Regions from separate parts of the Mus musculus genome. Here regions 2 and 3 are each linked to region 1. The links are chromatin loops, found by intact Hi-C in ENCODE. Cell type or tissue: left cerebral cortex. All regions are shown on one strand. Region 1 overlaps Dock4 (dedicator of cytokinesis 4). Region 2 overlaps Dock4 (dedicator of cytokinesis 4). Region 3 overlaps Dock4 (dedicator of cytokinesis 4).

What was found. Hi-C counts contacts between places; a loop is a spot of excess contacts. Peaks named below come from ENCODE experiments on the same cell type or tissue, not always from the same donor. Only the 100,000 strongest peaks of a DNase experiment are listed, where the experiment ranks them.
Region 2: it touches region 1 in a loop (3-fold over the local background); 5 of 42 quality-filtered maps call a loop at or near these places.
Region 3: it touches region 1 in a loop (3.0-fold over the local background); 2 of 42 quality-filtered maps call a loop at or near these places.

What each region holds. Positions count from the first base shown.
Region 1 is chr12:40,810,445-40,818,444 of GRCm38, reverse strand. Dock4 (dedicator of cytokinesis 4) reads right to left here. Exons shown (of 53, transcript NM_172803.2): 38 at 7,914-8,000; 39 at 6,121-6,225; 40 at 2,114-2,255; 41 at 690-856. Among named protein-coding and RNA genes, the nearest start is that of Immp2l, 210 kb to the left of the region's middle. In left cerebral cortex, a CTCF peak has its summit at 3,272 (motif pointing right); a DNase peak (open chromatin) is centred at 3,284.
Region 2 is chr12:40,729,061-40,737,060 of GRCm38, reverse strand. It overlaps Dock4 (dedicator of cytokinesis 4), which reads right to left. Exons shown (of 53, transcript NM_172803.2): 18 at 7,115-7,212; 19 at 6,934-7,017; 20 at 6,673-6,773; 21 at 5,155-5,236; 22 at 3,713-3,883. Among named protein-coding and RNA genes, the nearest start is that of Dock4, 290 kb to the right of the region's middle. In left cerebral cortex, no CTCF peak of the experiment used is centred here; DNase peaks (open chromatin) are centred at 2,861 and 3,823; H3K27ac peaks cover 597 bases.
Region 3 is chr12:40,591,984-40,599,983 of GRCm38, reverse strand. All of the region lies in intron 1 of Dock4 (dedicator of cytokinesis 4), which reads right to left. Among named protein-coding and RNA genes, the nearest start is that of Dock4, 150 kb to the right of the region's middle. In left cerebral cortex, a CTCF peak has its summit at 4,449 (motif pointing left); DNase peaks (open chromatin) are centred at 4,245 and 4,353; H3K27ac peaks cover 2,468 bases.

The DNA.
Region 1 (8,000 bases):
TTGTTCAGGTTCGAATGCCAAGTGACTGGGGCCTAACTCTTCCCATATCATGGTTTTCAAGGGAAGAAGTGATTTCTGAATAGTTATTTAGATATCCTTTTCCCAGTGAGGCTGTGAGAACTTTCTGACTGGGAGCATGCTAAACTAGCAAGGCGCATGGAGCTGGTGAGGGCAGACGGGCTGGCACATGCAGATGCCAGGATTAGCATACACTCTGGTCCTCATCTCAGAATCCTAATCACACTGTTGCCACGAGGACTAGAGCAAAGGACAGAACAGAGCATCTCCAGGCTACCAACAGTGTGCCCACGTGGCCTCTTCTCAGTTCTCCCTCACGTAGTCTTTGGCTCCTCTTTACTCTATCCTTCCTTGATGTTAGAATACCTGAGTTCAAACCTGAGTTTAAAGGTTGGTCTAAGCACCACGGGTATTGGAACTGCTGTAGGGAAGTTGATTTCAAGACCTACTGCCAGATCTGCTCAGACTTTCTGAGCTTGGGACCAAAACTCTTCTTGCTTAGAAAATGTTTCCCGTCACTTGGATACACTGCAGAGCCGGGGTGTTCCTAGGATAAAAGAACTCTAGACCCTTTGTTCCAGTCACGTGACTTCGTCCTCAGTTACTAAGTCAGAGGGCTCAGTCTAGGAAAGCATTTGAGGAGGCAGCCTGTTACAGGCACTGTAGGGTACCTTGAATTCGTTCTCCTTGTCTTTTGCGCCTTTGTGGAATGGCCTGTCGTAGCGGAACTTCCAAATGTGGTTCACTTTATAGAAGCTTTTGATGTTGTCTGGGACCCCCTCTCTCTGCAGTACCTCCTGGCTCTCTGGAATGGGAGTCACAGCATATATCTGTAAATCTAAGATTAAAGAGTCAAGGAGGAAACCCGGCTTGACAAATGGCAAGGCAGTCTGGTGTTTCCATTCCAGCTGAAGTCATTTAAAACTGCCCAGAAGCTATGAATAACACACTTCTAAGCACGCCTCCAACTTCAGGCCTTGATCTAGTCCTAAGAGTTTGATTCGTACAGGACACACGCTTGGCATTTCTGTAACCTGTGAAGTTACAGCTTACATTAGTAGGGTTGGGGAGGGACAGCTGGGCTTGGGTTTGCAGAGTCAGGATAACCTACCTCTTGTACACAAGACACTTTCATCTTCAGTCTATTGTTCATGGCTCCTAAAATTCATTTATAATGATATGGAAATCCTCATAAGACTATGACCAAAGGCAGTAACCAAAACTGACAGGGATTTGCACCTGCCAAGTGTTGCTGCGACCCCAGCCTTCTGAAGTGTGGCATCCATTTTCCAAGGCCAGGTATAGATAAGCTAAGTGGTTAGTTGTACTTCCCACTTTAAATACTATTTTGTTTATATAGTTACTTCCTCTCCGGAGAAACAGAGCAAATATTTTTCTTAAATAATTTATTTCTTTTGCATTTAGGTTCTGCTTTGAAAGTATATCCATAAGCCACTGGGAGTTTACCTGTTTTTCTTTAAAACCACTGATTTCTGGTGGATTTAGGAAGAACTGATGGGTGAATTGCCTTTGTGTCTAAAGCCTACATGCTTCCATTTAAATTGTTTGCTTTGTGTTTAGATATGTTTACATGGGGGTGTGTGTATGTGAATTATATGCTATTATTAAGTCAGAGTCCTGAATATCAGGACCCCAAGGATACTGGAGACACCTCTTTTTCTTCTTTCCCTCACTATATAATGCAAGTAGAAGGGGAAGAGGAGGTGGAGGATGGGCTGTCCTGAACACAATGCTACCACTTCCTTGAACTGAAACAGTTTCCATTGGATGTCAGAGGAAAATTATTCTATTGTTCTATGGGAAATCCAATAAGAGTGAGCTTCAGAAGTGTAAATTGCAGGAGTATCCAACAAAAGGGAGAAAATTCCTTACCAGATGTTTATGGCATTTCTTTCCCACTGACTCTGTGATAACAATTAGAATAAGCTAACACCAGGAGGGAGAGGACTAGCAAGTCTGAGGGGTGGGGGGGGGGGGGCACTGAAAAGGGAGCAGTGGCCGCAACAGTTCACAGGACAATGTCCTGCAGCTAACAACAGGTACCACCCAACCGAGGCCCATCAGGAATGGATACACTGAGCCTCTGCCTGGAAGATGGTCTCGTCGGGCTGGTTGGCATGCTGCATGGCGATGGCATGGGGGAACTCGTTCAGCATTCGCTGTTGGAAGGCCTCCAGTCTTTCATAGTCATGCCCTCGACATACAAACTCCTTATTCTGGGGGTGCAATCAAAACAGAAATTAGGATTATATAACAAAGAAGGAAAAAACCCAAGACTGTGGTAATAACTGACCATCTGTTCCATGTCATGACACTGCAGCAACGATAAAAGAAACCATAACTATCTGAAAATATGCCTGTGAATAAACATGCTGGGCAAAGGGCAAAGGGCAAAGGGCAAAGGGCAAAGGGCAAAGGCCTCACTTGTTACTGATTTTCACCAGACCCAATAGCATCTGAATCTCAGGTTGAGTTGCACGGGGACTGATGGTGAGTATTAAGGACAAGGCCCAAGCAGTATCTTAAAATGTTGATTGACACATGTTAAAGATGACTGTTATAAGATATACGTCACACTCGTACACATAAATGTCCAATTTCAAAGAGAACAAAGATATGCAATAACTAAAAATCCACATGACTGCATCTTTTCCTAACAGGCTCTGAGATCAGCTTTCTACTTCCACTGAGAGGGCAGGCAGATGGCCATCTCTATTCTAGCCTTCGGAAGGACAGAAGGGCCAAAGGCTACATCTTGGGGACCTGGCTTCAATGAGTTCTTTAGCTTGTGGCAGAGATGTATACTTCTTTTGTTTTAGTTGCTGGGTTGTAATCCATTGTGTAGATAAATTTCATTTGGCCTGTCCATCCATCACCTGATGATCCTTGAGTTTTTTTTTTTTTCCTACTTTTTGGATGATATAAACAGTGCTGCCAAGAAAATTTAGATACAAACCTTCATATAAGTGCTTTCAGAGTTCTTTTTAATGACCTAGATGTAGACCTGCCTAGTCATGAGGGTTAACACTTTCCATTTATGGGGAAAAATAACTACTTAGATTATACAACTGTTTCAATGTACTAGAATTTTTAAATGCATCCTGCATTAATCAAACAACAAATGGACATATGGACATTTTAAATCTTGATATTTATTTTTAATTTGGAATTAAAAAAAAAAAAAAGACAAGGAAGAACTTCTTGGGATTCTGAAGCCTGCAGTGTTCCTTACAATCCAATAGAGGGCAATCCTTCTCCTCCATCTTGAAGTAAATGCCAATTACATAGAAAAAGGCTATTTTCCAAAAGACCAATGATAGACACATCAATTTATTATAATTGTTCATTAAACAAACTTTGGCCTATTTGGTCAATGTAGTTTTGATGTTTGCTAAAGTTCCTTTATAATTTGTGCTTCCAAACTACTTCTGATTTTTAAAAATATATTATCTTTCAAGATTGATTTTTAAGAAATGTTATATGTATCTGTGAGTGTAGGCCACATGTTATATTGGTGCCCAGAGAGGCCAGGACAGGGTGTTGGAACCAGTGTTAAGGGCAGTTGTGACTTGCTTCACATGGTGGCAACCCAATTAGGGTCCTTCTGGAAGACCAGCAAGTTCTGTTAAGTGGAGCCATCTTTCTAGCCCTATATACCCTTCCAGTTACAGTAATTACATGGAGTAGATAGGGATCTAGGGTGTTTCACTGAATGCTTGTAACTAAATCACATTTTTGTCAGGGCTACATGACTGCTTCGGCACATTTAGTGTCATCAGCCTCTTCCTCCATAAAAATATAAAAAGGTGTATCAGATGACCAGTTTGGTATAGAGATAAACATATCAATGTTGATATTTACAAATATATGACTTATAATTTATCAAATACTATTACATATTTCATTCAACCTAAAGATTATTTTGTTTTCTTTTTACAGTTTAAAGAAACCAGAAGCTTTTTGAGTCCCTAAAACTGTTATGTTCTCCAAACACCATACCTTCAAGTCACAATGGATTAGCCAAGTCTTGACATGATATGGAAGGAAATGTAGTTTTTCATTCTGTAGAACTTTGGATCAAGAGAAGAAGAGAGTCATCTACATCAAAGCCACACTTTGCCCTGTTGAAGGAGTTTCTGGTCCCCTATGTTGCTCACTGCCCTAGAAGGAACACCACTCCACTGAGAGCCAGACCCCTGTGCTCTTCAAGGGGTGCTGACAACTGACCAGAACTGGATGTAATCTTTTAAATTTAGCAAATCATCTGCATTTGCCATTATCTTTCTTCCATCATCAGATAGGCCTACCTGCAATGCTGTGTGCACTTATTTTTTTAAGTGCAATACAGTTTTTATACAATATCCATGTTGCACTCAAGTACATGGTCATTTCAATCAATAAAATCAATGTCAACTTGTTGAGTTCCTTTTCCTGGTGGTGTGATAAAGTACCCTGAGCAAGGCTACTTCACAAACCCTCAGGGCAGGAGAGTTTTCTCAGGCTCACAGTTCTAGGGCATAGTCCCTTAGAGTGGGGAAATGAGGGGCCAGCAGCAGATGACATGTCAGTGCACAGGCAGGAATGAGAGAGAGAGAGAGAGAGAGAGAGAGAGAGAGAGAGAGAGAGAGAGAGAGGAATGCTCTTGCTAAGGGCGTTTCTGGGTCTTTTTATTCCTGAGGGTAATCTACTCGACAAGCTCTTTCACAATCCATTTGACAAGATCTTTCACAGGAATGCCTGGAGCCTTGTCTCCCAAGTGGGTCCAGATCCTGTCAAGTTAATGATCAGTCAGTGCTAACCAACATACTACAGCCATCATGTAAGTGTTCCACATGATCTAAATATTTACTGATGCTCTTTGGATACTTTGAGGTCCATCTGCCAGTCTTTCTACTTATCTAAAAGGCAGATAAGATAAAGATTAAGCAATAAATGACATCTTTCTCATCTTCCTTCTCTGAGTAGACTCACCTTGCCTTTTCTTACATGTGTTTACAGTTATGGCAAGATTTAGCTCAACACAAATATTTTTATATTGAGATTTAAAGTTGTAATGAACTCAAATTGCTCTCTCTCTCTCTCTCTCTCTCTCTCTCTCTCTCTCTCTCTCTCTCTCCCTCCTATCTGGACACGTCTTACTCTGAAGGCCAGGCTGGCCTGGAATTCACCACTGGCCAAAGTAAAGTTGTAGCAATTCTCCTGCCTCAACCTCCCAAGTGCTGGTATTACATGATTGAGGTGCTATACCTGGCTCATAAATGGAATAAATGGATTTTATCAGGAATCCAGAACACTTCTCCACAGTTCCCTAAGTGAGTAAAGGAACTCTTTTAACTAGCATTTTAATACATGGAGGGTGTTCGGATAGATGTATCCAATAACATTCACACATATAAAATACTATGTGGCACAGTATAAACGAGAAGGGCGATACTAAGTTTGTTTGTTTTTTGTTTTGTTTTGTTTTTTCTTTTTTGGTTTTTTGAGATAGGGTTTCTCTCTATAGCATTGGCTGTCCTGGAACTCACTCTATAGACCAGGCTGGCCTCGAACTCAGAAATTCGCCTGCCTCTGCCTCCCAAGTGCTGGGATTAAAGGTGTGCTCAGCCACGCCCTGCTGATACTAAGTATTTTATACTGCCTTACAATGTCTTGAATAGTACCAATAAATCAGATGTCTTTGCTGGGTGATATTTACCTTTTTATAAAGCCATCAAAAAGGACCAACAACACTTTCCCCATGGCTGTGGAGTAGGATTTCGACTTGATGTGACTCTGTTAATTCCTACAGTCTGCAACTGCAAGGCCCTCTATTGCTCTGCTCCATATTCTCTAATGCTAACTATGGGAACTGCACACTGAATATACCAGTGAATACCACCGAAGGGAAGACATAACCACTGAAGACTTCATAACGTAAACACAGGAAGGGGTACACTGTTTGGTTTTAAGACACTGTTCAAGGCAAAACATGCTGTCTCCTTCTTGTCACTGGTCATACAATGTCACTATATCTTAGTTTTGTTGATTGCAGGATCTGAGCTGGAAGGATTAAAGCAAATTAAGTAGTGTATAACTTACTCTTAAGAAAAATGGAAACTTTTTCCCATAAAATCCAACTCTGAAGAATTCAGGTTCCAGGCGCTGCTGGTCCATGATTTTGTCATACAAGGAGGCTTCCATCATCTGGGAAAGTATAGGGGAAGGTCTGTGAATTCCATCCCACATGTCAGCCACACCAGTACAAGAATGTGCTTCTGTACACAGATGAAATATTTTAGTTCATTCAGAACAGGATTTGATTCCTTTTTAATGCTTTCAGGAGAGGGCCAGCAAGCCAATGTTGTAAATACATACTGAACACTTCAGCCTTTGTATTTCCTGGTACGTCTCAATGTGCCAGAGCACAGGCTACAGCTTACTGATCCCTGAAAGAATCAAGGGTTTTACTGTGTGCTTCTACCAGAGGAGACAATGTCTACAAGTCTATTATGGAAATGTTTACTTCATCATAGACATAGACAAGTCCCAGTTACCCAGTTAGAAGCCAAGCCTTTCTGGAGAACTCTTGTGCTAGGTGTACCTGCTTTCCCCTTGCACACAGTAATTCAGGACATGGAGAACGTACACCTTTGTATAAGTGGAAGGGGGAATAAATCACCAACCCAGGCCAAGGGAGGTGTGGGGTACAAAGTGCTGTCTGTGCTAAAAGCTCTTAAATATGTCTTTGACAATGTTCAAACTAGGGAGCAAACAAAGCCTATGGCTTCCCTTTTGTGGTATTGTTATCCCTGGGGTTTCCAGGGAAAGACTAATATTGTACTTGAAGGCTTCCTCCTCCCTCAGTAACAGCACCCCAAAGAGCAGTTGATATGAAGTGTAATGTGCTGGGTTTATAAAAATCTTAGTGGCTACGGCACCCAAGGGCTCTCACTGGTAAACACTGTAACCTCACTTCTGTTGTGGGGACAGGATGCCAGGAGAAGTTAAATAGCAATGTTTGTATATAAAGCGTCAGCATGATGAACTGAAGTTAAGTTTTTTGGTTTTTTTTTTTTTTTTCTACTATAGTTTTTCAAGCGAGGAGAAACATCCTTGGCCTGCTGATGTGAAGGACTTGGCCAAAAGTATAGGGTCAGTTCCCAGCGGGCGAATAAGGTGCTTGTGCTGGTGCAAGGGGCCTTTGCAAGCTGTTGAAGTTATGGTATGTATCCAACGCCAGCCTCAAAAGTGGAAGGGGATATCATTATCGGTTAAATATGTGAGAGCAGAGAGACAGAGCGGCACCTCTGCATTCATCGTGATAAATGCTTGTAACTCCTAAGCACAAGGATTTGTCTGAATCTAAAAGCAAGGCGACAAAAACAAGTGACTCAGGAACAGGGAATATGGAGATCCTTGACCGCCTGGGACTTGGTTATTGGGAACAAGTTCCAAGGGTATAGAGAGAGTTTATGTCCTGAATGTATTTTAACACAAGCCAGCTAGCCATTTCTACCAGTTTGTTTTGTAGACCACAGATGCTAAGAACTGTAAATTGTCTGAAAGTTTTTTTTGCATAATTGGGAAGCTCTTCAGTGTAGAGATTTTTCCACCATAAACTTAAAATCCTGGATTAGATTGTGGATTTCAGATGTGGGACTTCAGAAACAGACCGAGGGTTCCCCCTTTATATATTAATCAAAAGAGCACACAGATCAATTTGTTGTTTTTATGTATACATGGCGTAGCATGCTTCAGGGAAAATACTTAGCTTAGAGAAAGTTTCTGTAAGCTGTATCAAGAGAGTCACAAGGCTGATTTCCTATGGCCCTGCTGGGAAGTTAGTCACACAGGGGTACCACACCTGATCCACAGACACCCAAGTACTTTACCCTCATCTTGCTCAGGTTCCTGTAGTCATAGTAACTCTCATATTGCTCTGCAATCTTCCGGCACAAGATAATGCCATTCTCCCAACA
Region 2 (8,000 bases), 81 kb after region 1:
GCAAAGAACTGTGTCACATAAATGGAATAAAATAAATTTTAAAAAAATCAATGAATCTCTCTGCTTACAAAAAGTCAAATTATCTCCTTCCTGTATCCTTTAACATATTCCTGAATTCTTTATTATACTTTTTTACTTGAAAAATGTATCTTGGTGTCCCTGAAATGTAAGGTACCTTTATAATATGACCACTAAAAAGCATAAAGCAAGAAATACTTTATGATGAGGGCAGGAAGCCAGCTGCCCTGGGACAAGCTAAGGGTTATAATTGAAAATAAAAATAAAAGTACAATTTGGTTTTGACCTTCCTATGCCCTGAGACAAATGGAGAAAAATAATTACAAGGAACTTGCAGCAAGGGCTGGGGCCTTTACCCTTTTTGCCCTTCGTCTTCTTTTCCAGGAAATTCTGGGGCAGGAGTCAGTACATGAAATGGGAAGTGGCAACACAGCCAAGCTGGTTCTCGGTCCTGCCTGACATGGTAAGGCTCTTCAGGACTCATTGCCAAGATGGGCTTTGGCTAAGAGGAATAAATGAATCTCCCTACCAAGCCTAAGGTGAGATGGCCCACTGGGAAGCAATCCCTTGCCCCACTGATAGACAGACCCATTGGGTGGCAATCCCTTAGCCCACTTGATAGAGTACTAAGAAGGTCCCTTTGTCTCCAGGAATCAGCATCTGTGCTGGGTTGTAACTCACGTGGGAAAGACTCCCACAGTGTCAAGCAAGCAAACTCAGTTTCTGCTTTTAACATAATTTAAAAATGTAGGCCAGTATGATCCTTGGCTCTGGATAAAGTAGATGCAATTCTTTTTTTTTTTTTTCTTTTTTTTTTTTTATTATTAGGTATTTTCCTCGTTTACATTTTCAATGCTATCCCAAAGGTCCCCCATACCCACCCACCCCCCCAATCCCCTACCCACCCACTCCCCCTTTTTGGCCCTGGCTTTCCCCTGTACTGGGGCATATAAAGTTTGCAAGTCCAATGGGCCTCTCTTTGCAGTGATGGAGATGCAATTCTAAGATGACTGATCATGACCTTTGTCCCTGGTAGCTTTGCAATTACGTTATGTTGCATTGCCAAAGAGCTTTTGCAGAAAAAAACGAAGGATGCTACCTACTTAGGCGACTCTTAAATATGGAGACTATATAGGTAGGCTTAGCCTAACCATAAACCTTTAGGTTTTTGTTTTGTTTTGTTTATTTCATTGTAGGAGTCTTAGAGAGATTGAGAGCATGGACAGAACACAGCATATGGCTGCTGGATTTGAAGCAACCACATGTAAAAAAACATTCTGAGTGTCCTTGAGAAGACAGATTACCTCCCATGCCCCCAGCCTGTATTGGCAGCTTGCAGGAGAGGCCCTTGATCCCACAATTTCTACCAATAGGCTGAAAAAAAAACAGTCCTGTTCTTATTCAAAGGCTTCAGATAAGAAATCAAGTTCTGATTTCGACTCTGGGAAACTCTTAGGAAAGAATTCAACTAAGCCTGAGTAGACTCCTGACCTACAAAACTGCAACTCAAAAGCTGCTTAAGGCCATCAAGCTAAGATATGTTAGCAGCAGTAGAAAACTAACCTCTCTCATTAATCAAACTTTTGCCCTCCTCCTTTCTTTAAGAGTAGTGTAGGATCATCAGTGAACTTGGAATGGGAAGAAATGTGTCATTAACCTTACCACCAAAATATTGGGAAGTAATGCCCCCTTTTTTTATTAAAGAAAACCAATATCTCATAATATTACATTAACTGTGACTTTGCATAAAACTAAAACGAAACACACACACACACATAAATAAACAGCATACAGAATAAAGAATTCCATCAGTAGGGTTATTAGCTTTTTTAGGAACTTTATATACTTTAAGAAGTAACAAAGCTGCCTCTAAAGCTCAACTGTGGAGTAATACTCTAAAAACCAAGACTAATGAAAGTCAGAATGGTAGAGAAGCATCAGGGCTGCTACCCCCTGCAGAATCATAGCAATGGGAGGTACCTTAGGGAATGCTAGGACTCACAGGAGATACGGTGAAGGTACAGAAAGATTTCTGTAGTTTTAGAAGAGGAAGAAAAATGTCTTATATCCCCAAGAAGTAATAAACAATAATTTAACATTACTTTTAAGAATAGGAAGATATTTTTCAGGTGCAAAGCAGGCAGATGTGGTCTCTGTGATTAACAACAGTTAGTAGAGATGTTTCAGGGTGAAACCTTAATCACAAAGTAGTAAACTCTGAGACCTCTGTGGTAAGCATACTGGATTATCCTCCTCAAATTATCAGCTGCTACAAATCAGCTCTGGCAAGGTGAAAGCTTGCCCTTGAGGTCTCCGGTAAGTTCCCTGGTGCCGGGATTGGACTGCTAACTACAGAGTATAAGATGACATTTAAAAGACCTTGTTATAAAGATGGCCTAGGCGGCCATCACTGGAAAGAGAGGCCCATTGGACACGCAAACTTTATATGCCCCAGTACAGGGGAACGCCAGGGCCAAAAAAGGGGAGTGGGTGGGTAGGGGAGTGGGGGTGGGTGGCTATGGGGGACTTTTGGTATAGCATTGGAAATGTAAATGAGCTAAATACCTAATAAAAAATGGAAAAAAAAAAGAAAAAGAAAGTACAAAAAAAAAAAAAAAAGACCTTGTTATATGATGGCCCGGGTGGAAGATAAGTCCACATCTGTAAGGAAGAGAATAAATAACAAGACTAGCTGTGTAAGCAGTCAGGAAAAGTACAGTGCTGTAACCAAAGGACTGTGAGTTCTGGTGCTGGGACACTGTATGGTAGGCCTGCCACATGCTACCTACCACATGACTCCAGATGACATCAGCATTCTTAAGACCCAGTTTGCTTTAATCTTCATATTAAAGCTCTAGTTCTCCAAGATCTTAAGTTTCCAGAGGATGGTGGGAGGCTGCCTCTCTATCTGACAGCTTTTAACCAAGGCATCAAAATTAAAAATATACAAGAAGGATTAAGAAAAGATAGAGAAACACTAAGAATTGTCTCTGGGAATGTATAAAAGGCAATGCTATTTTGAATGTTGATGGATCCAGAACTTAAAAAAAAAAAGTCAAAAACAAATAAAAAAAGAAAATCAGAGCCAGGCATGCTAGTTCACATCTGCCATTCCAGTCCTTGAGAGGTAGAGGCCAGACGAGGTTAAGTATACCCTGTCTCAAAACGGCCAAGAACGTATTGGTGCAGGTAAGCACTAAGCACACATGCATAGATAAACGCATGTGAGGCGACTCTCAGTAATAGAATCTGCAGCATTGGCTTGGCATTATCTTAGATCAGTCCCAGGAAGGTGGTAGCAAGTAAAATAGAAGAAGACAATGTGAATTTAGCATTGTCCAAGAGGATGATTCTCAAGTTGATAGATTAAAAAGCAATGAGGCTGGGGTTAAGAACCAGGTTCTAGAGACATTCCGTCTCCCAGTTGAGGGTGACAGTGTCAAGCCACCTGAATGTGTTTGAGTAAATGAAAACATGGCTGATGCAAACTGCCTCTATTCTAGCATGGGGCATGGGGAATGGAGTTGCTTAGGTTAGGCCAGTCCATAGAGCTCACGGAACTTCAAAGTCTCACCCTGATGATGGCCAAGCGTCAGGAAAAAGGGAGCAAGGCTACTCAACCGCGCTGGCAGGTAAAAGGAAACAAACTGCAGTCCCTGTTTTCTTCTGTTCAGCAGGGGTGGAAAACAGTTACCTGCGACTGAGATAAAGCTCCAGTCCCTTTGCTCTCTTGTGAGAGGAAGAAGCGGACGGACATAAGGAGCTCCTGGATGCAGCAGCGGAATTCCTCTTCATTCTGCCCTCCGGTGGCAAGGGAAAACAGCCTTCGGGATTGAACTATATACTTAAAAATGTACTCTTGTGCCTTGAAACAAGAGTGTTAGAAAGTTAGCTTCAAAGGACTCTGAGAGTATTTATGTAACAATGACATAGCATAAAAAATATTACAGAACAGTGTTAGACTTTTAAATAATTCATCCCGAAACCGAGCCACCCTGAGATGTTTGAGTGATATATACTTAAAGTGGAAAAGCCATTCTTCTTTGATGCCAAAGAAGCAAAATATGTTAAAAACTCTTTATATTTCCAAAGTTAGAAACACTGAATATTTTTGATCTTCAAATAGATTCTGTTTTAATTTAGCCGATGAAGTAACGAATATTTTCAAAAGTAGTTTGCCACTTAGCACTCGACTTCCAAGCAGACCAAGTGAATAAATTGGTAATAAAAGGAAGTACCTGTTTTATAATCTTTATGTATGCATTATCTATGTATGGGCTGACACTACATAGTATAGCCTTAATATGAATCAAAGGACGGCTAGGGCTAGGAAACCCCTTGACAAATATATATATATATATATATATATATATATATATTTTTCCCCCCACCCCCTCCCCCCATGGCAGTACTGGAGATAAGCCCAGAGCCTGATACTTGCTAGGCAAACACATACTACTGAACTATACACCTTGCCCTAAATCTTCATTCTTTACTTAAAACGATTACACAAAAACATTGAGAGTTGGAGTTCATCCATGGTTACCTAATGAGACCCTATCTCATACAGAGATGGGGAGATGGAAGGAGTAGGAAAGAGAAGGGAAAGGATTTGGTAGCTGGGAAAATTTTATTCTTCAACATGTCTGAAGACCATGTTAATATCACTGTGGCTCAATATATTGGGTCTAGAGATGTGGGAGTTACTAAACCAGGAGACCCAGTACAACATAAGGTTCCTTCATTGTGATCCCTTAGGTCATCCTACTGTCATTTAAAACTTAAGCTAAAGGGTTCTCATTAGGTCTCTGTCAGGGTGTGAAATAGGCAGAAATTTCCAAGTTTAATTAACTGCTCATTCCAGTCTCTTCCCATGCTCCCTCTCCTGCCTGCCCATTCTGGACATCATCTCTGCAGGATTCAATCCCCAGCATGTGCCTTTGGGCAGGCCTGGCAAAGTCCCTTTCAAGTTTCATCAGCTCTGGAGCAGTCATAAACTGATTAAGATCCTTGAATTGGAAAGTCAGTAATGTATCATCACCAATTACTGTCTGTGCAGAAGAACCAATTAGTCTCCAATCATCACGTAACAGCTTTGTGAGACTCTGTCATCTGTTTTCAACAGCGTGTTATTACCTTCAACACTTCCTGGATATGCTCCTGGCGCTCTGCTTCCGTTATCCTGTCCACGTACCACTTGAGCACTTTGATGAGATCTCTAAAACACAGGGAGCAATGCCCAGATTGCAGAATGGCTAATTCTCAATTAAATGGCAATAAACTCAACATACATGCATATCAGGAAGACTAGTCTTTCTCTGTAAGGTCTCACATTCCCCTGCCAGGTTGCTCTAGAACAACTTTATTGAAACTGCAGGTCACTACTTGTCTTGAAACGTAAGATGGAAACATACTGCGGCCCCCTGAGATTGCCCTCAGTCTGTAGGTATCCTGTTGACCTTAGAATTAGGGCTGTCATGAGCATTCTTGGACAACTGCTCATCAGTATTCTTTCCTTTCAAATCTTGTGAGTACTGCAAAGTGTTAGCTATTTAGCCGCAGGTAAAAGGCAGGGGATGCATGAAGACAAACTATTCCACTCCAAGCTACATTCCTGCATTTACCAGGCCAACTTTCTTACCATCAAAGTGTGCTCTTGAAGAAGCATTTCCAGGAGAGAGAGCTGCTTTCTTGTTAGTGGTTTATTTTTAATTTATTTTAGGAAACAAAACAAAAACTAAAGAACAACCCACTATTTTTAGTATTACAATCTCACTGACAAAAATGCTGGCTAATTTTTATTTTCTAATTCAAGTGGTAGTTTTTCTTCTTTTTTTTAAAGGTAGAAAGAAAGAAGAGAGAGAGAGAGAGAGAGAGAGAGAGAGAGAGAGAGAGAGAGAGAGAGAGAGAGAGAAACAATCCACCTGTGTTTAGAGTTTAGAGTTAGCTTGCTGGTCTCCATTTAGATAATCCCAATTCTACTGGTCAGGGACGAAGTCTTCACATAAGAACACAATGTATAAAGCCTGGTGTGCAGCTGCCTTCAGGCTATTATTAGTGGCTTTCTGGAGGCTAGCAGAGCTGAAGTAGGACATCACTCATGCCCTCTGCTACTTACATAACTTGCACCGTTGGAAAAGAGGCAGCTACTATCTAACAGTAGACTTCAATGGCTAAATGGCTTGAGGCCAGGGACTAGGTGTGTATATTAGAACACAGAACAAGGCACCTGGTAATGGGTAAGGCCTCTGTGAATATTAACAGGTGAACAAGTGACCTGGGACACGGATGAAGGCAAGGGCTGCTTTGCATTCACAGTTATTCCTTTAAGTCATATGCAAGGAGTGTAGTAAAAACAGGACTCCTTGCAGCAAAAATGACAAGGACCTGGCATCTTAGACCAGAGCACACTGGGTGAAAGGGAGGTGAGAAGAAAGGCACCAGGTTCCAGGATCAGACTCAGCAAGTTCTCCCAACCCCCTTTCCTTTTAATCAAAATAAGTTATCACCACTGAACAGGGGTGTGTGAGGAGGAGAGACAGGGTTTGTTGGCTGGGGTTCACATCTGCCTGTGTTCCCTTACAGCAATTTCTTCCTAAGCAGCTGCTTAAGCGTTAGCACGAGTGTGATTCCTAAGGCAGTTACAAGTCTTACCTGTATGCAAGTGCCCCAGCAAAGTGACTCTCAATGTAAGTGTCCATGACAGGCTTAAAATGATGGAACTTGCTATCTTGTAGCAAATTTATTATGTGGACCTAAGGAGAAAATTGAGTGTTACAGAACCCAGTGCCAATCTTTTCTTTGTCTGCTCAAAATAAGTAAATAAACTCTTACATCATCAAGTGGCCATTTCTGAAACAGCCAGGATGGAGAGGCACACTTATCTGTTACATTATTAAGAAAATGTAAACTTACCAAAGAATCAAACACTTTAGACCCATATTTTTGGGAATTTTCATCTAATATTCCAAACAAGGTATCCAGTGTGTCTTGGAGAAACTATGGATTAAAGAGGTAAAGGCAAATGAGTAAGACCCAGCGTGTCCTCCTCCCAGAGTGGTTGAGTTTCCAAGTGGTAATGAAACAATGTATATACCTTTACTATCTCTGAGCCATCGATTTCTTTTAACTTAGAGAGACAGCCTGTGATCTTGTCTGGGTGGGTTCTCCATTTCAAAAGATCAAGCATATCACCTTTTCAAACAGAAAAGGAAGGTTAATTGCTTTTCATAGAGTCCAGCCCCTCTCAGGAACAGTGCTCTACTGGTAAAAGCTGACTTCCTACATGCACTGCTACCCAGTCCCCTCACCGAGACTAGCCTCTCTAGTTTAGGATGGCATTTACTTAAAAGTATTTTCAGTATCTCCTCTACTCCCCAGAGCTCCTGCTCATTGTTTAGTTCTCCAACTAGATGGTGTTGTCCAGGAGGGATTACCATGCCTCCCACATGTTCCTACCTCACAGAAGCACTTGTTTTTTACCTAAAGGTTTCTACGTCCAAGGTTGACTGTAAAATCCAAAGAGGGTAGAGATGAACATGACCCAACTGCATTTCCAGTACTAAGAATGGTGTAAGCAGCCAACAGATATCTGCTGTAACCTTTTCTGCTACCTTCTATAAGAGTGGGATTTCCAGACAGGTAGGAACCTGCTTGACTCATGCTTAGACAGCTGAACACAGACACTCAGTCGAGCAATGGACTCCAGCAATGAAGGCCTTCTTGATTGTTTAAGGTAACTCAATTCTTAGGAACACACATTGTCAGTGTACTGTGACAACAAGGCCAATGTACCAAAGGCTCATCTAGTGAGCCTTTGGATTTAAGAGTGCCCTCCCAGTCCATTTTCTACTACAGCTTATGAACAAGCACATAGCCCTGACTCTTCCAGTTCCTTTCTGAAACTGACAGGTGGATTCAGAGTCCAACAGGCCTTTCAAGAACTAGAAGAAACAAACTTGGCCTCTACCTGTCTTGGGGGA
Region 3 (8,000 bases), 220 kb after region 1:
TAAAGGAATGAGGTCAAAGTTCAAGTCTTTTGAGGACTGAGGGCCAAACAGGTAACTGCAAACAGCAGAGAGTCTCAATACCTTCCAATACCTTTATAAGAACATTCCAATTTCAAGGGAAAAAGTATTTTGCTCTCAGGGTAGAGGCCAGAGTTGTCTTCAAAATAGACATTTCCTAAGGTGTTATCAGGCAATTACAATCCAGCCAATTACTGTGGGGATAACCTTCAGTGCTGAGCTCATGTTCAGATTATCTGGCTATGTCTGGGGAAAAAGGAGCAGTGGTTTTCCTAACCAATGCTGTCTGTTCCTTAGAACCCTGAAGAACAACGACCATTTTGTTGTTAATGTTTAAATTGAAATGCCCTGCAGGGACTCTTGTGGGTGCACGTTCCCTGATGTTGGAACTACTATGGGAACCCGTGAACTTTTACCAGATGGGACTAAGTGAAGGAAAGCTCATCACAGGGGTTGGGCCTTTGAAGGTTATGCCTGGGCCATGGCTCCTGTACAATTCCTTACTTCCTAGTCAACTATATTGTGAACAGTCTATAGATTATACCACATGATTCTGCCATTGTGGGCTGATCTGGTCTTCTCTGTCACTATGATAAACTGAAACCCTCTTAAAAATAAGCCATAAAAAGGAGAGGAGAGGAGAAGAGAGCAGAGGAGAGGAGAAACTAATTCTCTTTTGTATGTCAGGGCAGTCAAAAAATAACCAAACTCTGATAGCAGGATATCAGAAGTGATGGCTGGCACAGACTCTAATCGCCTCATTGGACAATCTATTTCTCTTTCAACACTGAAAGACACACCATTGACAGTGGATCCTATGACAGCTCAATTATGCTCACATGGCTGTAATTTATTTTAAGATATATTTGTCCCTATTCATTTCAACATAAAAATGCTGAGGTTAGTATTCTCCTACAGACTCCCTACAATGTACTTCAGACCTTACACAGGCCTGGTCCTCCAACTCTTGGTTGGAAAAACATTTCTTATGTGTCCCTCTTTTGTCTCTTAGCACCAGGCTCCTTCCAACTGACCTTGGGAATTGTTCACTGAGTTAGCATCACAGAATTCTGAAAAAGTGACTTCTCTGACTTTGGCTTTGTGTCTTGTCACTGATGTCTCCTGAATCCAAAGTATAATAGTTGATTTTTTACGTCCCATTACCTGGATTTGGAAGCCTGTAGTAACCTATCTCTAGGTGTGTCTGCGAGGTGCTTCCTGAGTGGTTTAACTGGGGCAGAAAGGCACAGCCTTACTATGGGAAGAAAGCACAATCCCATTGGTTAGGGTCCTAGGCTGAACCGAAGGGGGAATAGAAAGGAAGCTGAGGCCTAGCATCCATCCCTCAGCTACCTCAAGCTTTAGCCAGTGTATTAAAGAGATTGCCTGCATCTCTTTAAACAATGAGCCAAAAATAAATGGTATGTAAGGTACCCGTCGCGTATTTGTCCATAGCAAAAAGTAACTAATGCGCCCACAGTACCTGATGAGTTCCACTTCTTCAGCGTGCATCCCAACAACCTCAGTGCCACTCTAATCCATCTGAGCCACTTGACCATAAGAGAAAGGAGCACTGGCCCCCAGTAGCTGGGTACAGACGGATGCTACTAGAGCTAGAAAACATTTTTAACTTTTCAAGCTATGTAACATAGAATCGTTTCTTTTACATACAGGCCCTGGATAGGAGCTGCTTTGTAAACATGAAAACCATGAACAGTTTTGAGAGACAAAAATAAGTGGAGAAAAATAACTCATAACATGTCACTATTCGTTCTGAGCCCAGGACCAACAAACAAGTGGTGTTTGTAACATCTTTTGCTAAGTTGCACTGACACGGGATAAGAACTTTTATTAACCATTGAATTTCTGTGCTAGTTTGAATAGCAGACCTTGTCACTTTAGCTAGATAATCCGAAATGTCAGGCAGCAGTCCTCTTGCACTGATGTGAAAATGCATTAGTTCCAACAGACAGCTGTGTCAATGGAGAGGATGATTGCACTCACTGGGTGGTTTGCTTGTGTTGAGAGAGGCGATTTTCATGGGAACCCGGCTGATCTCACTTAATCCTTAGAAAGAGAAGGGTAAACTACTGATGCCTCCCAGAGAGAAATTACTTGTGAAAACATGGCTGAGGTGAAACAGTATCACTTGTGACAATTAAATAGCTATAATAGTTCAGGGAAGATTGGGATATTTAAGTTATTGCAAATATGACTTTCTGGTTCAAAAGGACTTGAATTTGCATATTCAAAGTAGTTAAGAAGCATTTTATTTGCAGAAAACTCCTTACCTGTGTCCAGAACTGGAGCTAAGCCTAGTGGCACATTGCTATAATCCTAGCTATAGGAAGGCAGAAGCAGGAAGATTGCAAATTCAAAGCCTCTCTGGGCTAGAGTGAGTTCCAGGCCAACCCAGGCCATAACACAGGGGCAACTATTTTAAACTATCAATTTTTTAAAGGTTAACGATGGAGATGAGTAACATAGAGCTGGCATAGCATGCAGAGGCCTTGAGTTCCATCCCCTGTCCCCAAACCAACATCACCAACAAAGAGCATAATAAAGAAAACTGTGCTGCTGGCATGCCTGTCTCTGATACAAACGCTGGCCCTGGCTGTACCAAGCACAGGAGTGAACACAACTTGTTATTTATTGGCTGGAGTTTGGGAGAAGCACCCTCTGCGTTTTATACCTTTTCCAGCTGGGCAATTGAGCAAAGTCTAAATAGATTGTTCTTTGAAACTTTAGCATGACTGAGGAGGAAAGATATTCCACCCTCTAAGGCTCTGAGCTCTCAGACACAGGAAAACCTAGGCAGGCAGACAGTACTGGCTGGGGATGAAAAGAGCTCTGAGGGATAGGGAACCCCAGACTCAACAACTGCAGCAGCAAAGAGTCAGCTCTGTAAATTTCTACCTACTCAACCTTTTAAAAACCAGCTCGAATTTTGCTGTCTGCCCTTTGTGAAGTATTGAACACACTTCATGGCAAATACTCAGAGATGCAATGTGTGTAGGGAATGAACCCTAATTCCTTTTTTTTAAAGGTGCTTGTTTTTTATCTTGGGGTGAATGCAAGCTAGTGTAGTGCTCTATTACTGAGTTTCAATCCCGGCCCTTCTAATGCCTTCTAAGCCAGAAGTCTCCCATCTATATTCTCCTACAGCTTGCATTTTATTTGGCGAATGCATGCCCACCTACCTTCTGCACTCATTTTACCATTGTGGAGAAGAAGAGAAATAGCAGGAACATTTTGCTATCAGTAGGAGCGGTATGAAACCATGGCCATCATCAATCAATAACTAGGTCAAAGGATTGAGACATCAGCAACCAAGGCAAAGCAAACAGGAAGAACACTAGATCTGAGGGTGCTGAAGTGGGTGATGATCCAGGCTCTCAGCAGTGACAGTGGCCTTCATCACCGTCCATTGCTGATTCAGAGGAGCCATTCTTTGCTTCGTCGTTGGATTTTGTGTCTATCATGCAAAGCCATGGAGCGGGGCAGCATTTGTTCACTTATCTAAGATGAATGACTGAGGAAATTTAATTCTGCTGGCTCTCTTACTGCTTCCAGCGTTCTTTGCCTTCTTTTCCTTTGTCCCTTCCCTTCCTCTTCTCCCTCCCTTTACTTAACTTCCCGCTCTTCCTAATGAAAACTTTCTTGATATTGATATAGACAAGTCACGTCATCCTATAACTGTGCAGGAAATGAAAGCAAACCCAGCCTGACTAATCTCTCAGGCTGTGTCAGGCGCCCTGGCCTTCACGTGGCAGGAGCCTCTTCCCTCCAGCTCATCCACATTGCGTGCCATTTATGAACTGTCTCCCTTTCATCACTTCCAGCCTCCTCAAATTAATCTCATTGCTATCGGATGCTTGCTGGCTCCACTGAAGGATATTCTTAAAACTATTAGATTAATGCCTGAGAAATACAGATTTATGAGAAATGCTGACACACCAGAATTAAAGTCAGGTGAACATGCCATTAAAATATCTCCTGACAAAATACCCAAAGATACGCATGGTGCATTACAAAGTCAAATTACCCAAATCAAAGATATTGCTTCCTGAGACTTAAATTAAAAAGCATGTCTACCAAAAAAAGAAGCCAGTAGGTTTACATGACGAGGCTGGCCATTATCTCCATAGGAACGAGCCTGGAAAACAGAAGTACAAATGTTGGAGCCACTGAAATCTGCAACACAAAATTCACCAGAATTTTTAACCTTCCCAGAAGATTCCTAAGTAGGTCATAGCAAAGCTCTGAAAGATCTGACAGCAAGAGAGTGTGATGCGTGACTGTGTGCTCGTGAGCTTCGGAGGACAGTCAGTTGTCTCTTATTGTGACCAAACATTTGCTGCATTAGAATCATCAAATGCTTCAGAAGAGGGTGTACAAAAATATCCGTTCAGACGCAGAACCTAAAAGAAGTGTTATGCCATCCTCTGGTGGAGGAGAGACTGCCATGAAGTTAGAAAGGGAGAGAATGGCTAGACACTCTAAATAGAATAAGGAATTATTTATGTAAATATGATGATTAAGATGAAAACAGCCTGTCTCTCCTAATCCCACCCTTGGCTTCCCCCTGTGGGGCTGCCAGCTTCAGCTTGCACAGGGGCCTTTGGGTGCTTTGCTATGCCCTGGGAGACACCAAAGAAGATTGGTATTTCTTGGAATTCCTCTCTTCACTACTCTGGGCTGCAGTCAGACTCTTGTGCATTGTGGGAACACCATATAAACAAGAAGGTCACTGCTGAGAGAGGGGATAAGTGTTATTTAGTCTCAGCCAAACTCCTGAAACGACCTCAGTCCTGCTTTGCTGCACTGTTTTCCCCAATGCCTTCCCCAGCTAAAATGTGTGTGTGGGGGGGGGGGGGGAGGGGGGGGCGGGGGGTGTTAAAGTAAATGTGCCACTTTTTATGCACAGCTTCAAATGCACATTTAGAATGCCAATTGAATGATTTTTTTCCACAAATGCATTTCCTTTCAATGAGGAAAAAGGTTCTAATAGTGAAGAACGGGGGACAACAGGCAAAGGCCCCGGTGTTCTAGATGGATAGAGGGGCAGAAGTTCTCTTTTACATGGCTTAAGGATGCACATCACCGTGATCACTCTGGCATCAATCACTAAATCTGTCCATTATTTTAGAAGTGGCTCCGAGAAAACAATTCCATGAGACATATTTTTAAAATTTATTCCATGTTTTTATAATTCATGTTTTTGTAGAAAAGTCATCAGAAAGCAAATAACCACAGAGGAAACAATAAGAACACATGGGCAGAGAGATACAACAGAATTCAGAGTCAAGCCAAATTTCTTTATTCTAAATACCTATTATTAGAATAATCCTTTCTGTTGTTAGCTGCCGATTGAGACTCAAGGAAGAGAAAACTTGTGGTAAATTGTAAAATTTCAAAGTGATGCAAAAAATTTTTGAGTACTTTACAGCACTGATGAAACAAACAGAAAGAAGGGAAAGGAAAAGAAAAAGAAAAAAAAAAAAAACACCAAAATACCGTTTTCAAGAGGGTAGCAGTAAATGCCCATGAGTCTCGCGATGCTCACTGTGTTTTGTTAAGGAATTCAGCAATGCCCTTCAACTGACTCCTTAGTCACTCCCCACCGCTGGCTCAATCTGAAGTTCCTGTATGAGGGTTTGCCACCTCCACTTACTTAAACCTTGAAGTTTATCCTTCCCACTGTTCTCCCACCCTATCTGTGAGGCACCTGATAGTCAGGGTCTGGCTGCTTGTTCTGCTATTGGCATGAAGTTATGAAAACTGCTCTGCTAAAGAAAAGGGTGGGGAGAGCCCATTAGTTTTCCAACTATTTCCAAGAAAAGGCCTAAGTAATACAATTCTTGGAAGCCTGAGCCATCACTTCCCTGCTGAGGAATAATAATATTCTTCATCCCGAAAGACAAAGAGACAGACAGACACAGAACAACCTAACAGGTCTAGAAAGCTGATACAAATATCCCCTCAACCCTTCAACACTGAAGGCGTTAGTGTGAAACACTGTGTGCAGTCTTGGAGAAAAATCTTGGTAACAACATCTTAAACAACAAGGCATTTAATTATCAATGCTACAAGACAGGAGCTGCCTGCTCCCAATCTCTGCTGCTGCATTTCTAGGCTTCGTCTCAAATCTCCATCTCAATTTAAAGGGTTTAATATTTTCACTTGCATGCACATATTTATGATCGGGGGAGAAGGGTGGAAGAATAAAGAGAGAATATAAAAAGACAAGTCATTTGGCCAACTGAAATAAAGTTTTATAAGTAGCATCATAACAGCTGAATCAAACAATTACGAATTTATTTTCTAAAATGACTAAGAAAAATAATCTCAACTAGGAGCTGAAATTTGGTGAGAAAATAGCTCACTTGATAAAAGGGCACAAAGACCCAACTCTGAACCATCAAACCCATGTAATAAGGGCAGACAGAGCATCACTCATATGTAATCAGTACTGTGGAGGCAGACAGGCAGATGCATGGAGCTGGTTGTCTAGAAAGCCTAGTCTACTGGTGAATTCCAGGTCAAGAGAGGCTCTGTCCCAAAGAAAAGAATAGACAACACATGAAGACAGACACTCAAGACTGTCCTCTGGCCTTCACAGCCATGTACATATATGAACCCACAGACACATCAACAGCACACACATACATAAACACACCGATACTATGGAAAAAAACAGTACATTGTCTTAAAAATGAACAGGCTGGGGAAAGGATTAAAATCCCAGCATGGCTCAGAATCTAGCATATGGACTCCGCAGAGCACCTAAGGTCTCCTGTAAACTGGGGTATAGAAGAAAGAAGCTGAACTGGAATTTCCAGAGGGCAGGGAGGACCTCTGAGACCCACGGGCAGAGTTTAGCATGCTGCTTTATGTGACATACAAGACAGCAAGCAAACTTTGTTGGGCTGAGTCAAATTATTGGTGGCAACACACATTGAGCAGGGGAGAACTGATATTTTTCAGAAGAGGAACACTAAGGCAGCATAGCCATAACTTATGTGTGCCCTGGACAAAGATGAAGAGGGAGAATTTCTAAGATGCAGAGACGTCCATGTGAAATTTGCAAAATCTCAGACATGCCAGCCTGGGTAAACATCCGAGACTCCTGTTAATGACTGCACTCTCAGGCAGCCTGCAAACTGAAGGTGGGGATTTGGAAACAAACTATGCCCCAAGAAATTAGAAACAGTAGAAGTTAACTCAAGTCTACTTGATGGAATCAAAGAAGCAACTATGGAAAGTTGTCCACGCTGCATAGAAATGATGAACAGAGGATAACTCTGAAAATATACTAAAATATAATGGGGGTGAGGGGCCGCATTAGAAAGACAAATGTGGAGCCATGAGTGAAAGAAACATTATCCAAGAAACAGAAGATGGCTTCCAGATCCTAGAAGACTTCTTTAAACTGCACAGAACATCTGTAGTTTCTGAGCAAATACTGAAATGAGGAAAACAGAATCAAATGACTGAAGGGAGAGGAGACATCAAAATCAGAAAGCACCAACAGGAAAATGCACGCCACAGGTGAGAGGACACAAAACCTTAGCCGAGAAAAGACGACAAACAGCTGTACTGAGTGCTTCAAAAGGGACACACCCAAGACATAACCAAATGTCAAGACGGTGGATATTCTTGAACTAACGCACATGTGTGCATGCATGTGAGTATGAGTGCACATACGCAGGCACCAGACAGGGGCATGAAGAGAATGGTCACATTTCTAATGCTTCCTTTATAAATAAAGGAGGAATTGAGGTTACAGATCAAAACAACATACTGTAGGCCGTAGAGAAAACAGACACAATTAAAAAGAAAGAAAACCTTGGTTTGATTAAGTCATGAAGAATGGAAAGGTCTTCAGGCTTCCGGCATAAAAAGCAAAGGTATCTGCTAGATGGAGGATGACTTAAAAATGAACTCAGGCTGACTAGAGAAAGCTAGACAATGATACTCAG